Linked DNA regions of Homo sapiens: region 2 is linked to region 1. Evidence: read pairs that join two places in POLR2A ChIA-PET (ENCODE). Cell type or tissue: endothelial cell of umbilical vein. All regions are shown on one strand. Each heading gives the region's core, and the rest is flanking DNA. Links, peaks and the distances in the headings are about the cores only. Region 1 overlaps RORA (RAR related orphan receptor A). Region 2 overlaps ANXA2 (annexin A2).

The links. ChIA-PET counts read pairs that join two places held together with the same protein. Peaks named below come from ENCODE experiments on the same cell type or tissue, not always from the same donor. Only the 100,000 strongest peaks of a DNase experiment are listed, where the experiment ranks them.
Region 2: POLR2A ChIA-PET joins it to region 1 with 8 read pairs; 1 of 35 experiments calls an interaction of 5 or more read pairs at or near these places.

Annotation. Positions count from the first base shown.
Region 1 is chr15:60,641,919-60,648,868 of GRCh38, forward strand. All of the region lies in intron 2 of RORA (RAR related orphan receptor A), which reads right to left. It overlaps LOC105370846 (a long non-coding RNA gene), which reads left to right. Exons shown (of 5, transcript XR_007064663.1): 4 at 2,241-2,321; 5 at 5,731-6,950. Among named protein-coding and RNA genes, the nearest start is that of RORA-AS2, 36 kb to the right of the region's middle. In endothelial cell of umbilical vein, for the core only: no CTCF peak of the experiment used is centred there; a DNase peak (open chromatin) is centred at 3,143; H3K27ac peaks cover 1,447 bases.
Region 2 is chr15:60,381,430-60,388,379 of GRCh38, forward strand. It overlaps ANXA2 (annexin A2), which reads right to left. Exons shown (of 13, transcript NM_004039.3): 2 at 4,599-4,657; 3 at 913-1,012. The coding sequence starts at 4,646. Among named protein-coding and RNA genes, the nearest start is that of ANXA2, 13 kb to the right of the region's middle. In endothelial cell of umbilical vein, for the core only: no CTCF peak of the experiment used is centred there; a DNase peak (open chromatin) is centred at 2,812; H3K27ac peaks cover 1,422 bases.

The DNA of each region.
Region 1 (6,950 bases), core at 715-5,714:
GGATCCTTCTAACCCATTTAAAAATTTGGTACCTTTAAGTAGCATTGCGATTCTCTGAGCAAACCTATTTAGAGTTTGCTTAGCATGCCCTTTCTTCACAGATCTTGAAAAGGAAAGTGACCCCACAATATAACACATCTGCTGAAAGAAGTGGCTCAGGTGAGCTCGGGCTGTGTGAATAGTATGTCCTTTAGCTCAGGGAGTCATTCTTTCCACTGTGCTCTGTGCACGTGAGACCACTGCTGGGGCCGTGCTTTAAGAGGGACACGGTAAAGTGGATCACATCCCAGGGAAGTAAGTAGAAACCAAGTGAGGAGAAAAAAAAAAGAAGAAAATGGGAATGCCTAACTTAAAAAGGAGGGGATGGTAGAGACCTGATAGTTGTCAATTACTGGGACCAAATCTGAAAAGACAGATTTGGTGCCATTCCGTGGGACAAATTTGGAACCGGTGAGTAGAAGCTACTGAAAGGCAGAGTTGGTCCAGTCAGTGTAGGACATTTCCAACAGTCTGGCCTCATACCTAAGTAAAGCCCTGCTTAGAAATATAATGAGCAGCTGCCTTTTCTGGATGTTAAAATTTCAGGCAAGTAAACTGCTAGTCAGCTATGTCCTTCCTACAAGGATTCCTCTTACTGTAGATGGGTAACATGCACACTTCCGGGAAGCTCTCAGTGAAATCTCTTCACACTGCTCGGCATAGTGGTTCACACCTGTAGTCCCAGTGCTTTGGGAGGCTGAGGTAGGAGAATCACTTGAGCCCGGAAGTTCAAGACCAGCCTAGGCAACAAAAAATTTACAAAAAAAATTTAAAAATTAGCCAAGTGTGGTAGTGGCATGCCAGTAGTCCTTGCTACTCTAGGTGCTGAGGTGAGAGGATTGCTTAAGCCTAGGCATTCAGTGAGCTATGATCACGCCATTGCACTCCAGCCTGGGCAACAGAGAGAGACACTGTCTTTAAAAAATAAATACAGGCTGGGCCCGGTGGCAGCCATTTGGGAGGTTGAGGTCAGTGGATTGCTTGAGCCCAGGAGTTTGAGACCAGCCTGAGCAACATGGCGAAACCCCACCTCTTTTAAAAACGCAAAAATTAGTTGGGCCTGGTGAAGTGCACCTGTAATCCCAGCTACTCGGGAGGCTGAGGCATGAGAATTGCTTGAATCCGGAAGGCGAAGGTTGCAGTGAGCCAAGATTGCGCCACTGCACTCCATCAGCCTGGGCGACAGAGCGAAACTTGGTCTCAAAACAAATACATACATACATACATGCACACATTAAGTTAAATTAAAAAGAAATCTTTTTATGTATTCTATGTTGGTTAATATTCTTTGGTTTGCATCAATAGTGTTCTTTCTACTCTGTCATGTGTGGAATATGATAAGTCTGCTATTGCTAATGACCTAGGCCCAGAGAACTTTGAATTTCAAAAGTTAACCTAGAATCTCAGAGATCCATGGTTTTATATTCTGACTTGGAAGCAAGTCACTGGCTATTTCCTATTCGAGAGATTTCTAATCTGGAAGGCTGAAGGAGGCTACCACTCTTCTTGGTGAACAATAGTTTGTGTTCCAAGAATAACCCTGGGTTTGAGGATAGAAGATAAGAAGATAAGGCTGGAGAGTTTAAGAGTTGTATTAGATCTCCTTTTAATCTGCAGCCTAGGCACTATGTTATTTTCTACCTATGCCTTCCAGCAGGGGTGGCTTATAACTCCAGGCAGAAGCTGAACCTCCTTGGCGACACCCCCTAGCCTGACCCCTCTTTTCTCCTTCCTTCTTTCCTTCCTTTGCCTTTCATTAGAATTCCTATGAGCCTTTGAATGCTTAGCATGAAAATGAGCCCATTTTATTTTTGGAACCCACAGAGGCAGCCCTGAGGGGAGTTATTGTGTTGCTTTTAGCAGCTAAACAAAAAGGTGTGAAATCATTTGCTGGCTGTTCTAGAATGGGAAAAAATAAATAAAAAACTGAGAAGGAAGGTTCAGGACAGTGTGTGGCAGCTTGGACAGAACCTCGTGATGAGGGCTTCTCTGAGACTTATTAGTAACCAAAGTGACTTTGGGAATGTCTGTGCATTTCTCTCACCTTCCCAGGAAGTTACTAGAATAGCACAGGAAGCCACTGGGATTAAAAAAAAAAGATTGATTTTGCAATACTATTTCCATGTTGCCTTGAAAAAGACTTGAGGAGGGGACTAATTTGAGAAAATTCCTTAAAGCTCTTTGTAACATTTCTTATACAGGCAGCATGAGGGAGAGGAGAGAGGACTATTTTACCAAGATTTTAAGACTTTCAAACAACCAGGGAAGGCTTCTGTGGACAGGTATGTGAGTCTTTGACACAGGCCCCTAATTATTTAAACACATTAACAGTGGTAAGAGACAAAGGCCTCAAAGAACTCAAGCAACAAGAACTTCTTGTGAAACTTGAGGTTTTTGCCCCATGCTAATAACATTCATTGAAAGTCGTCTCCTGTTTTGGGGGGCTGACGGCCCCAGATACGTCTCTTCTTGGAAGAAGATTATATTTTGAAATGTCTCTTCATTAGAAGGGCAACTTCATTTTCAATTGGAATCTTTGACATGGGATTTCTCTTTTTAAAAATTATGGAATATTTTTAAAACGGCAAAGTATTAACGTGTAAACATGCAGAGACATGGTAAACTCATGTCCTTATTCCCAAATTTTCACATCTGTTTTACATTTAGACCAATCTATTTGAGCTCATTTCAAAAGAAATGAAAGGTTATGGTTGTATCCTTCACATTTCCATGCCTCCTTCTCTCTCTTCCCAAAGAGACAAACCGTGTTCTGTGGCTGGTGTGTGTCCTCCTTCCTGGACTTTTAGGAAGTCCTGACCAAGTAGCCACTTGGCCTAATGAACATGACCTTTGGAGTATTTAGGGAGCCTGATTTCAGTGGCTGGAGGATCTCTCCTTGCGGGGGCCAATCACTGGGCCCGTCTTATGAAGGTGGCTAAGCCTTCTTTTTTTCAGTATTCAAGGCCAGAATTACAGTATAGTAAAACAATAGGAAAAGGCAATCCTCCTCAAAGTACTATTTCGTTAACTGAGTCATCTATAGAATAAATAATATTGATTTTCCCTTTATTGCCAGGAAGTATGCCATGTGCTGATATATAATGAGTCACAGATGAACAAGTAGAAATTAAAAACACTGTAATTCCAAAATCTCTCTTAGGGAAGGAACTGTCCCGGTTTACAAAAATTCCATGATAAGCTATGACCTTGAGGATATGAGTGGCAGGAATCAAGAGACTGTTGGGCGAGGAGGATCGTGGCATGAGGGAGGGGGAAGGAGAGAAGGAAGGAGGAGAGGAGGAAGTAGGAATCTCAGGGTGGGAGAGAGAGAAGATGGATGAGAGTGGCAAAAAGGACAAAGGAGGGAGATGAAAGGGCATGTGGCAAAATGGCTATGATGAAAAAAAAATCTACAGTGGCTCAGCTGCTAGAAGATTCTAACAACAAGGTCTTGACAGATAAATTTTTTTTTTTTTTTTTTTGAGGCAGAGTCTCACTCTGCTGGCTCACTGCAACCTCTGCCTCCTGGGTTCAAGCAATTCTCCTGCTTCTGCCTCCTGAATAGCTGGGACTACAGGCATGCGCCATCACGCCTGGCTAATTTTTGTATTTTTTTGTAAAGACGGGGTTTCACCGTGTTGCCCAGGCTGGTCTCGAACTCCTGGCCTCAAGTGATCCACCCGCCTCAGCCTCCCAAAGTGCTGGGATTATAGGCATCAGCCAAGGTGACCAATTTCCTTACAGATCAATTAGAAGTCATTTGTGTTAATGTGAAGGAAGCCCATTATTTACTACCCATCCTCTTCTTCCCACTGCAGTAAAATGTTCAGTGAAATAGGGTTTTTTTTTTTTTTTAAAAAATTAAGGGGCTGATTTCGTTATATGTTATCATACATATATACAGCATATACATATACGTGCCATATACACACAGACGCATATACACACTTCTCTATGTAAAAGATATCTGGATAAACTGAAACAAATCAGTAAAAAGCAGAAATTCCGCACCATATGTGAGCATGAAAACACAACTTCGGGGCCTCGCCCGTATGCTCTGAAAGCTAGGAATTCTCAGACACCCTGGCAAAGTCTTGACCTTCATTTGGCATTGGAAAAGTACATTGAGGGACATCTCAAAGGACAGGGAGAGTTTATTTGTCACCAGAGTTGAGGGCCAAGCTTATTGTTTCATAGTTTTCCACTGTAAGTTATAGGGAACATGATTTGAATATGGGGGTAAACTCTGAAGTCATAATTTATCAAACCTCTACCATAGCTGCCCAAATGCTCTTTTTCCTTGCTTCCAACTCGCAAACTCTTAATTCATCTTTTCAGATTCTATTTAAATGTCACCTTATCTATGGAACCTTCCCTGATTCCCCAGGGAGGGTAATTTCCTCTCCTGAACTTCTATATTTCTCCAGATATCTCTCTATTACAGCCTGTATCACATAGGATCACATGACTTTGAACCTTAATACAAGGTGGACCTCATGGTATCACTTTTGAATTCCCATTGCCTAGTGAGACATGTGTCACTTTTGCTGAATAAAACCCGGGTATGTGAACAATAAAGAGAAACTTAAAAGTGAATGCACTGCTTCAGAAAGACCAGACTTCCAAGCCCCCGAATGGTGGCACCACTGTCCCCCAATACTTTTGTTACTACTTGCCATTTGTTTTGCCCCTTGTTCCTATTTTGAATAAGAACCCATTGCTCTCCAGAAGTAAAAGCAATGTGACCATTTGTTTATTTACTCCCTGCACCAAGACCCAGGGTGATGAGGCTGGATTGCACATGGGGCGTGGGCATCAGAAACTGGAAAGTCTCACCCTGCCCAGCCTGTCTGGCTCGTATGCTTGGGCAAGTCACATAGCTCCTGTGGGACTCCGTTTCCTCACCCAGTGATAATGACCGGCTTCACAGGGTGGCTGCGGAGCTTAATTAAGGATTGAGAAGGAGGCAGAAAATACAAAGTGCAGCATACACGCAAATTTCCCATATTTATTTTTGGGCTCAGTAACCTGTTGGTAGGAGGTGTTTATGACCTGGAAGAGGAGTCTAGCAAGAGATGTAACTAGCTATTCTCATTCCAAAATGGTTCACTTGGTATTGACTGGGAAATGGGCCATGTCATTCTTGCTTTTGTTCGAGTACATTCTGTGGCCCTTCCTGCTAACTTTCTGGGTATAGCTTGCCAACTCTAGGCCTCAGTTTTCTTGTATAAGGACTTTATCTATCTTTCCTTTATGCTCAGATATGCTGTGATGGCTTAAGCTTTTTCCTTAGTGCTTATACCCTTAAGCCGCACTCAGATAGAAGACAGAGGGAAGGCATACACGTTTGTGAGTGACCCCATGGGGTAGTTCCCTGAGCCAGAAAAGACAGAGACTTATGAAGCCCTGCATAGGTGACACCCGAAATCTGCCTGGCTTTGCGGATCCTGGCCTTTCTTCTAAGTGCTTGGAAGACCTTGGCAGATTCAGCCAGCGTTTTGATCACTGCCAGAGCCTGCAGCTTTGTTGCTAATTGTTTGCTGAATGAATTGAGCAAAAGCACAACTGGTCCCAAGGCAGGAGTGAGGAGGTGAGGGAAAGACAGAAAAACAAACCAGAAGAGAGGACTGGGTGACTGCCTTGGAAAATCTTATTATTACTAGTACATTTTTTTGTCTTTTAATCACAAAGGCTGTCTCTGCACTAGGACTAAAGAACCAGAACTGTTCAGAAAGAGAGAAGAGCCCAGCACCTTATACTCAGGAGATACTGAAAAACATCATATAAGGTGTTTACTGTTGAGAGAAAAGTACACATCAGAGGATGCCCATTATTGATATAGAGCCTTCTCTGTATCTGGATGAACGTGACCAGGAAGCCACCCTCAGCCTGCTGCAGCTGTTTTCAGAATCTGTGGGATCACACCCCAGAGGCAGTTGGGTCAGCCGCAGGCATCAGGTGAGGAGGAGGAAGAGTGAGACAGCTATTACAGGCTGCCGGACCAGGTGGCTGTGAAGAGGTGTGGGGACACCAAGGCTTATATAAGGAGGATGGAGAACACAGGCCAAAGGGGAGGCTGTAATGCTGACTTCGATTGGCTAACTTAATATAAGGCAGACTGAGGGAGGAGGAGGAGGGCAGGAGAGAACACGCTTTAGAAAGCATGACGGTGTCTCATTCTGTTTGCAAGTGAGCACGTAGGTGCCTTCCAAATATGATCCTGAAGAAGGTGCAGATAAATGAAAAATTGGATATACAATAAACCACATACCTCTTTATGTTTATATATGAACATATTAAAGAAGGTTGGCTTTAGTAGAGTATGATGCATATTCTAATTATATCAATATTGGATGCATTGTTAGTACCATTTCTCAACTTCATTTAAAAATCACTTTCAGAAAATACAAAAAATAATTCTGAAGATTTTAACCTTAGGTGCCCGTAGATCATTTTCTTAGGAAACTGCAGCTTTTAGAAATGCTGGACATACTTTATCCAAAGCGTTATAACTGGTCTTCCACAAGCCTAGGATAAAGTTTTCCACAGAAACACTACTACAGAAAAATGCCACATGCCATGGATTAAACACTGAAACCAGCTAATCACAACACATGAGAGCAAATGTAGCATGTTCAGAGAAGTACAAATATGTTGAAACATGTCTGTCATGAAATCTGATCTTAACAATCCTCTGAAGACTAGCCTTTTTGCAAAGAGAACTTATGACTAATATACCTCACGGAGGGGGTCTCAGTTTCTAATAGAGTTAATTTTATCTGCTTTGATGATGGAAACGAAAGACACCCTGGAAACATCCTCTTAATTCTAAGCACCATCCACTCTTTTTGAGGGGGGAGAGGGAAGCTTTCAGTAATTCCCAGTGTGTCTTATACTGAATATATAGAAGA
Region 2 (6,950 bases), core at 1-5,000, 260 kb before region 1:
TTCAGGGGATGGGACAACCCCAAGGATTGCTTAATTAATATAAGCCCAGAAAGTCTGAACATCCTATTTTGTAGACCCAGAAAACAATATAATGACCATAAGAAGCTCTTGCTCAACCCTAACCAGTTAGCACTTTATTTGCTTTATTTCAAGAGGAAGGCTTTTACGCCTCCTGGTCTTCTCTTACTCATCCTAGAACTTGAGGAAATACACTCATTCTGACAGCTCTTCTAATTCCAGCTCCAGGCCTAAGGAGCAGCAGAACTTACCGGGGTTTAAAAAAAACAAAAAAAGTCTGAATTTTTCACTCTCTAGATCAATCTAAGAGCAATGCAGTAAGATTTTCCCAGCAAATGTAATTAAATTAAAGGGGACTTGGAACAAAAAATGCCCTTAGGGACCACTATGACCAACTTCTTCCTTGCAGAAGAGGGACTGAAGCCTCAAAGTGAAGAGCTGCACCCAAAAGCATACCCCTAGGACCAGATCCGGCTCCCAGACTGATTCCTTTTAACCATTACTTGGTTAAAATACTATCTCATGCTGTACATCTCTCCAAAGAGAAGAAACGGGGGGTGGGGGAGGAAAGAATGGAAGGGAGGGAGGAAAGGAAAGAAGGGAGGGGAGGGAGGGAGGGAGGGAGGAAGGAAGGAAGAGCAGGAAGAAGGGAGAAAGAGAAAGAGGGAGAGAAGGAAGAAAGGGAGAAGGGAGGGAAGGAGAAAAGGAAAAAGAAAGAAAGGAAGGAGGGAAGGAAGGAAAGGAGGCATGGGTTGAGCTAGGTCTGGATCTACTCCATTAAAGCTCGATGACAATTTCAAATCGCCAACGTATGGCGATTTGAGGGAGAATAAAGAGACAACCAAAAATGTCTCAGTAAGACCCTGACAAGAAGAGGACAAATGTATCACCTACCTTTGGTCTTGATGGCTGTTTCAATGTTCAAAGCATCCCGCTCAGCATCAAAGTTAGTATAGGCTTTGACAGACCCATATGCACTTGGGGGTGTAGAGTGCTGAGGTTAAAAGATAAACATACTCAAATGACACACATTTAAAATCCTCTTGTTGAAATAACAATGCCTAATATGTTTTCCTATTGTTTCTTTTAACAATTCAGATCATTCTCATACTAGGTAACTAGGTAGGTATTAACACACCATCACACTTCACGCAAGCAATTTCATTTTTTCTAATAAGAATTCTTCAAAGGCTCAGCTAGTTTAGAATATGCTGTCTCAATTTCAACTTCTCATCTTACTTTTAGTGAGAGATCAAAAGTAGACAATGCAAAGCTGGAGACCTGAAGCCAGCATTTACTCAGGATGGCTCTGAAGACCATTAAACTGGGCTGGCAACAATTCGAAATAAGCTGAAAATGTGGAAATGCCTCAAGGACAAGGGTGTTTAGCTAAGTTTCTGCTACAGGTACATGAATTTCTACTGGGCCAGTGTTGCTGAGCTTACAATTCAGATAAATGAGGGAAGCAGCTTCTCCCACCTCTTTACTTTGGTCACCACTGTGGCACCAAGGTGGTCTGGCCAGACGGCCCACATCCTCCTTGTGTTTCCCCCCCTCTCCTCTGTATCCTTCCCTCTGCCTTTATTAATACCATCCCTTGTGCCTACCACCCTCCACTCTTCCTAAGATTTCTTATTGCCTTCTAAACCATACCCTCTTCCTTTCCCAATGCTTTTCTTTTCTTTTCTTTCTTTTCTTAGGTAGGGTCTCACTCTGTTGCCCATGCTGGAATGCAATGGTGTGATCATGGCTCAGTGCAGCCTCAACCTCCTGGGCTCAGATGATCCTCCCACATCAGCCTCCTGAGTATCTGGGATTACAGGCACCTGCCACCACACCGGGCTAATTTTTTCATATTTTTTGTAGAGACAGGATTTCGCCGTGTTGCCCAGGCTGCTCTTGAACTCCTGGGCTCTAGTGATCCTCCCATCTTGGCCTCCCAAAGTGCTGGGATTACAGGCGTGGTGGCTCACGCCCAGCCTTTCAGTGCTTTTCAAAGCTCATTATCCTTCCTGATCTGACAGATGGGAATCTCCCATTCCAGATTGAGGTAAGGACAATGGAGTGCTTCTACGTCAGTTCTCCTTTCAAGGTATTAACTTCCCTCCTTCTTTGAAATGCTCTTATAGTTTTCCCTCTCCCTGCTACCCAGTCCCAAAGCTAAGGGCAGACAAAGAGGATGTACATTGTGGTTGTGGTTGGCTGATGGCTGGTGGAGGCAGCATCACTGCCCATCCTCATCATCAAGGCTCCCATCCTGCAACCCACCCCAACCCCCCCAGCACATAATGCCCGTATAATGTGATGACTTGGCCTTGGCGCAGTTTCTGTGAAGAGTGAAAAGGCCAAGATCCGTGAGTTACTTCTCCACCCACAGGCATCACATTATAAACCACCCAGCACCCACGCCATTCCATTTTATTAGCACTGAGACTGTATAGGTGAGCATCTAAGATGCCTTCCTATATCTAGATGACTCCCAGGAGAGGCCAGAAATCTAAGTTCAGCATTTGACAAATGTTTCCAAACGCACTTGTGAGGACTATCTTGGCCAAATATTAAATCCAGTTCATATTTATAACCTGACATGCAATGCATTATCAAAGTATGTTCCATCTAATTTCACCACTTAAACTTTCCAGTAAGATGAACTTGATGACATGGAGCACACATTCAGGAAAAAGGCAAAGTGCTATTTTGAAATACTCAGTGTGTTTGCTATGGTAGCTATAAAATGTGGATGAAATCTAAGGAAAAACATTTTCCCATTTATTAAGAGTGCCATCGGTTATTTACAAGGCAGGCAGTCCAGGCATTGAGCCATATCATGTATGACTGCATTTACCAGGAGATATGTCGTCTTGTTCCAAAAACAACAGTGAGGGGGAAAAGTTTTGTGTCATTTTATAGTGTCTCTGGAAATGAAATTAAATCGAGAATTGAACCTATTACCTATAAAATCCACTTGTCTGAAATGAAATTAGTGAGACAAAGTTATCTTTTCTTTCCTTAAAATAATGGGGAACATGTGACATTTTCTATTTCTGCCCCACCTCTCCACACATAAGAAATATACTAGAGTAACTTCAGAGGCTACACAAAAAGCCCTCTTATAAAACCTGATAGCAAATACAATCTAAGTCCATTAGAGAAACAAATTATTTAGCACCTGAATTTGTCTGACTTCAACATGCAGTTTGTATTGTTCCCAAAAACAGCATGCACACGTTTCAAGAAGAAAAAAGATTTTAAAAAAACTCTATAGGCTTTATACTCCATACAACCTGTGCTTTCACAGGCTCCATTAATTTGAACATTTTGATGGCAAGTACCATGAACAATACAGAGGGTCTTGCACCATGTGACCCAAGTCACTGTCAACCCTCTGTTGAGTGATTCATTGCATTTTAATTTCAATCAAAGAATATTTTGAAAGATCTGTCGGATATGGCTACAAACCAGTATCAGTGCTGAGTCTGCGTAAAAGCCATTTCTGCCAGGATGACCTGGAAGATGTATAGTACCATTAGCTATTTTACATATTCATAATTTATATTCCACTTGATTCTAAAAGTATTTGAAATAATTTTAACTTCACATATAGCTTAAATTTTTTATTTGTAAAAAAAAGAAACAAATGCAACAGAATTTCTAGGTTCACATATTTCCTATGAAAGAAAATTCAGTTTAGTTCTAAATTCCCTAATAGCCACAGAAAAAAAGGAAACAGATGAATTACAATAATTTCATTATATTCTTGGTTTTTTAAAAGAAATATCCTAGCTTTTTTAGAGAAAATATTTTCCAGGTGTGAAATTTTTTAAAGTATAGGTCCTCGAGCCAGGCATGGTGGCTCCCACCTGTAATCCCAGCACTTTGGGAGGCCAAGGCAGGCAGATCACGAAGTCAAGAGATCAAAACCATCCTGGCCAACATGGTGAAACCCAGTCTCAACTAAAAATACAAAAATTAGCTGGGTGTAGTGGTGCACACCTGTAGTCCCAGCTACTGGGGAGGCTGAGGCAGGAGAATTGCTTGAACCCAGGAGGTGGAGGTTGCAGTGAGCCGAGATCACGCCACTGCACTCCAGCCTGGCAACAGAGTGAGACTCCATCTCAAAAAATGAATAAATTAATAAATAAAATAAAAGTATAAGTCTTCATCTGGAATAACTTCCTGGACACTGTAAGAAATCCAAAAGATGCAGAATTAGTTTTGATATGGCTGTGGCTTATGCCAACCAGTAATAAAATCCCAGGACATGACATTAAAAGTCATGTACCATCATAACAGTTATTACCAATGACATGCTAAGTATGGCAGAATAAAATTCCAGCCATTCCAGTGTCACTAATTCTGTCCAATTTTAATGTGAGGCCAAGAAAAGTTTCCAGTGCCATGATATTTCCTTCAAATTGAACTACTAGGAACAGCTGAAGTATTAAGAAAGAGGAGAACCAAATGATGACTGTCTGAATTGTCCCCATCTTCCTTAGATGTACAAGGATAGAGAGTAATATGGTTATCCAGAGAGATGTCCAACTTGCAAAAATTATATAAAGTGAAAGTGATATACTTACATCACCCTCCAAGCTGAGCTTGCACAGGATTTCGTGAACAGTAGACATTTTGAAGGAAGCTGGAAAAAAAGTACAACAAAAAGTCTTTATGAAGAGGCTCTCCTTTACTCTGAAGCACAGCGATTCATTATGCTAATTTCTACTCCTTGGACCATTTCATCTGACGATATTGGAGTAGTTTTTGCAAACAGATGCAATTCCCATCTTACGACTGTAAAAACTAAACCTCAGAGATGGTCTGCCTTGGGTTGGGATGGACTACTAAACTAGCCAGTCTTTCTCTTCCTCTGTGTAAACAGAACCTGGGGAGACTGATGTGTGAATGCAAAAACAAAATGTTCCCCATGGCTAATGCAACCTGTTCAGACAGGATAAAACTGAGTCTTCTACTTCTCATAAAAGGTGATGGGCTTGCCGAACCAGCCACTACTTCTGTATTTCTCACAAGTAATTAAACATATTGAGAAGGACCTGAAAGCTACGATGTGAATCGAAATTAGTAGCATTTTCATGTTGCCCTAATTCTTAATTGGAATCTTTATTATTACCCATAATTACTTTCTTAGTCCAATGATACTTGGAAGATATTAAAGTATTTATGAGAAAGACGATGGACAGATTTTCTGACCTTAACTCATTCCATAAAGGACTGAATCTGTTGTATTTAAGATTTGAAATGGTTGAAATGAAGTCATCTTCCAGTTAATATACTTAATGGGGCAGCAAAACAATAGCCTGATGAATTGGCTTTCCACCTTTGCAATCATACAGTTCTCGGAATTGATACACCCAATCCCTGCCAATAAGGAGTGCTCAATTGGTGGTAAATTTATCTCAACAGAGACAAGACAGGTCATCAACATAATCACCCCAAGAATAAAGAAAACAGAGTAGAGCTGCGTCCTGAAATAGACAGGAACGACATTTAAATTGCAGTGACTCCTGCTTTGGTCTCTTTTTGCTTAATATTCTTTGATCAAGGAAACTGCACACATGCAAATACAGCTTTCTATTCTCTTCACTTTGTTTAGTCTAAATATTTTCATAAAACTGGTTTGGCGAGAGTATGTGACATAGATATTTGCTAACTTATAGGAACATTTTGGACTAAGCAGATCCCAGGCCTGGTGTGGGAAGAAAGTGGGGAAATGTAAGAGGAGAGGATTCGCCTTTAGTTGTGGTGAAGGATGTATTTTTGCAAGATTCTCATCCTGGGCTCTCCCCCAGACCACTACTCTCTTCTTGATGCTCACAGAAGCTTTTTATGCACAGCGAAAAGTCAGTCAAAGACCTTCCACTTCCCCCACACTCACAACTCTCAGACAGCCTCCCCACCCCAATTTGTCCCACCGTTGGGGTATAATTCTGGTTTGTAAAAAGTATTGCTCTAGAAATAAACTGTGGTACATTCAGACATGGAATATTATTCAGCACTGAAAAGAAATGAGCCATCAAGCCATGAAAAGACACAGAGGAACCTAAATTGCACATTGCTGAGTGAAAGAAGCCAACTGAAAAGGTAATACAGTGTATAGTTCCAACTTCATACCATTCTGGAAAAGGCAAAATTATGGGGACAGCAAAAAGATCAGGGATTCAGGGGAGGGGATTATTAAGGCAATGAAATGATTCTATCTGATATTGTAATGGTGGATGCATCTATGTACAACACCAACAGTGAATGCTAATGTAAACGATGGACTTTGAGTGGTAACGATGTGTCAATGTAGGTTCATCAGTTCTAACAAATGTACCACCCTGATACGGGATGTTGACAGTGGAAGCTATGCGTATGTGGGAACAGGGGAACATGGGCATTCTTTGTATTTTCTATTCAACTTTGCCATGAACCTAAAACTTTCCTAAAAATGAAGACAATCGGCCGGGTGCGGTGGCTCACACCTGTAATCCCAGCACTGTGGGAGGCCGAGGCAGGCAGATCACGAGGTCAGGAGATAGAGACCAGCCTGGCCAACATGGTGAAACCCCATCTCTACTAAAAATACAAAAATTAGCTGGGCGTGGGGGCGGGCGCCTGTAATCCCAACTACTCGGGAGGCTGAGACAGGAGAATAGCTTGAAACCAGAAGGCAGAGGTAGCAGTGAGCCAAGATCACACCACTGCACTCCAGCCTGGGCAACAAGAGCAAAACTCCGTCTCAAAAAAAAAAAAAGACAATTTAGAATAGTCTTGCTCTGTAGCAGAACCGTCCAATACAGTAGCCACCAGCCTCATGTGGCTACAAAGCATCTGAAATGTGGTCAGTTCAAACTGAGATGTGCTATAAGTGTAAAGGACATTCTGAATTTTGAAGACATAGTATGAAAAAATTATATAAAATTTCTCATTTA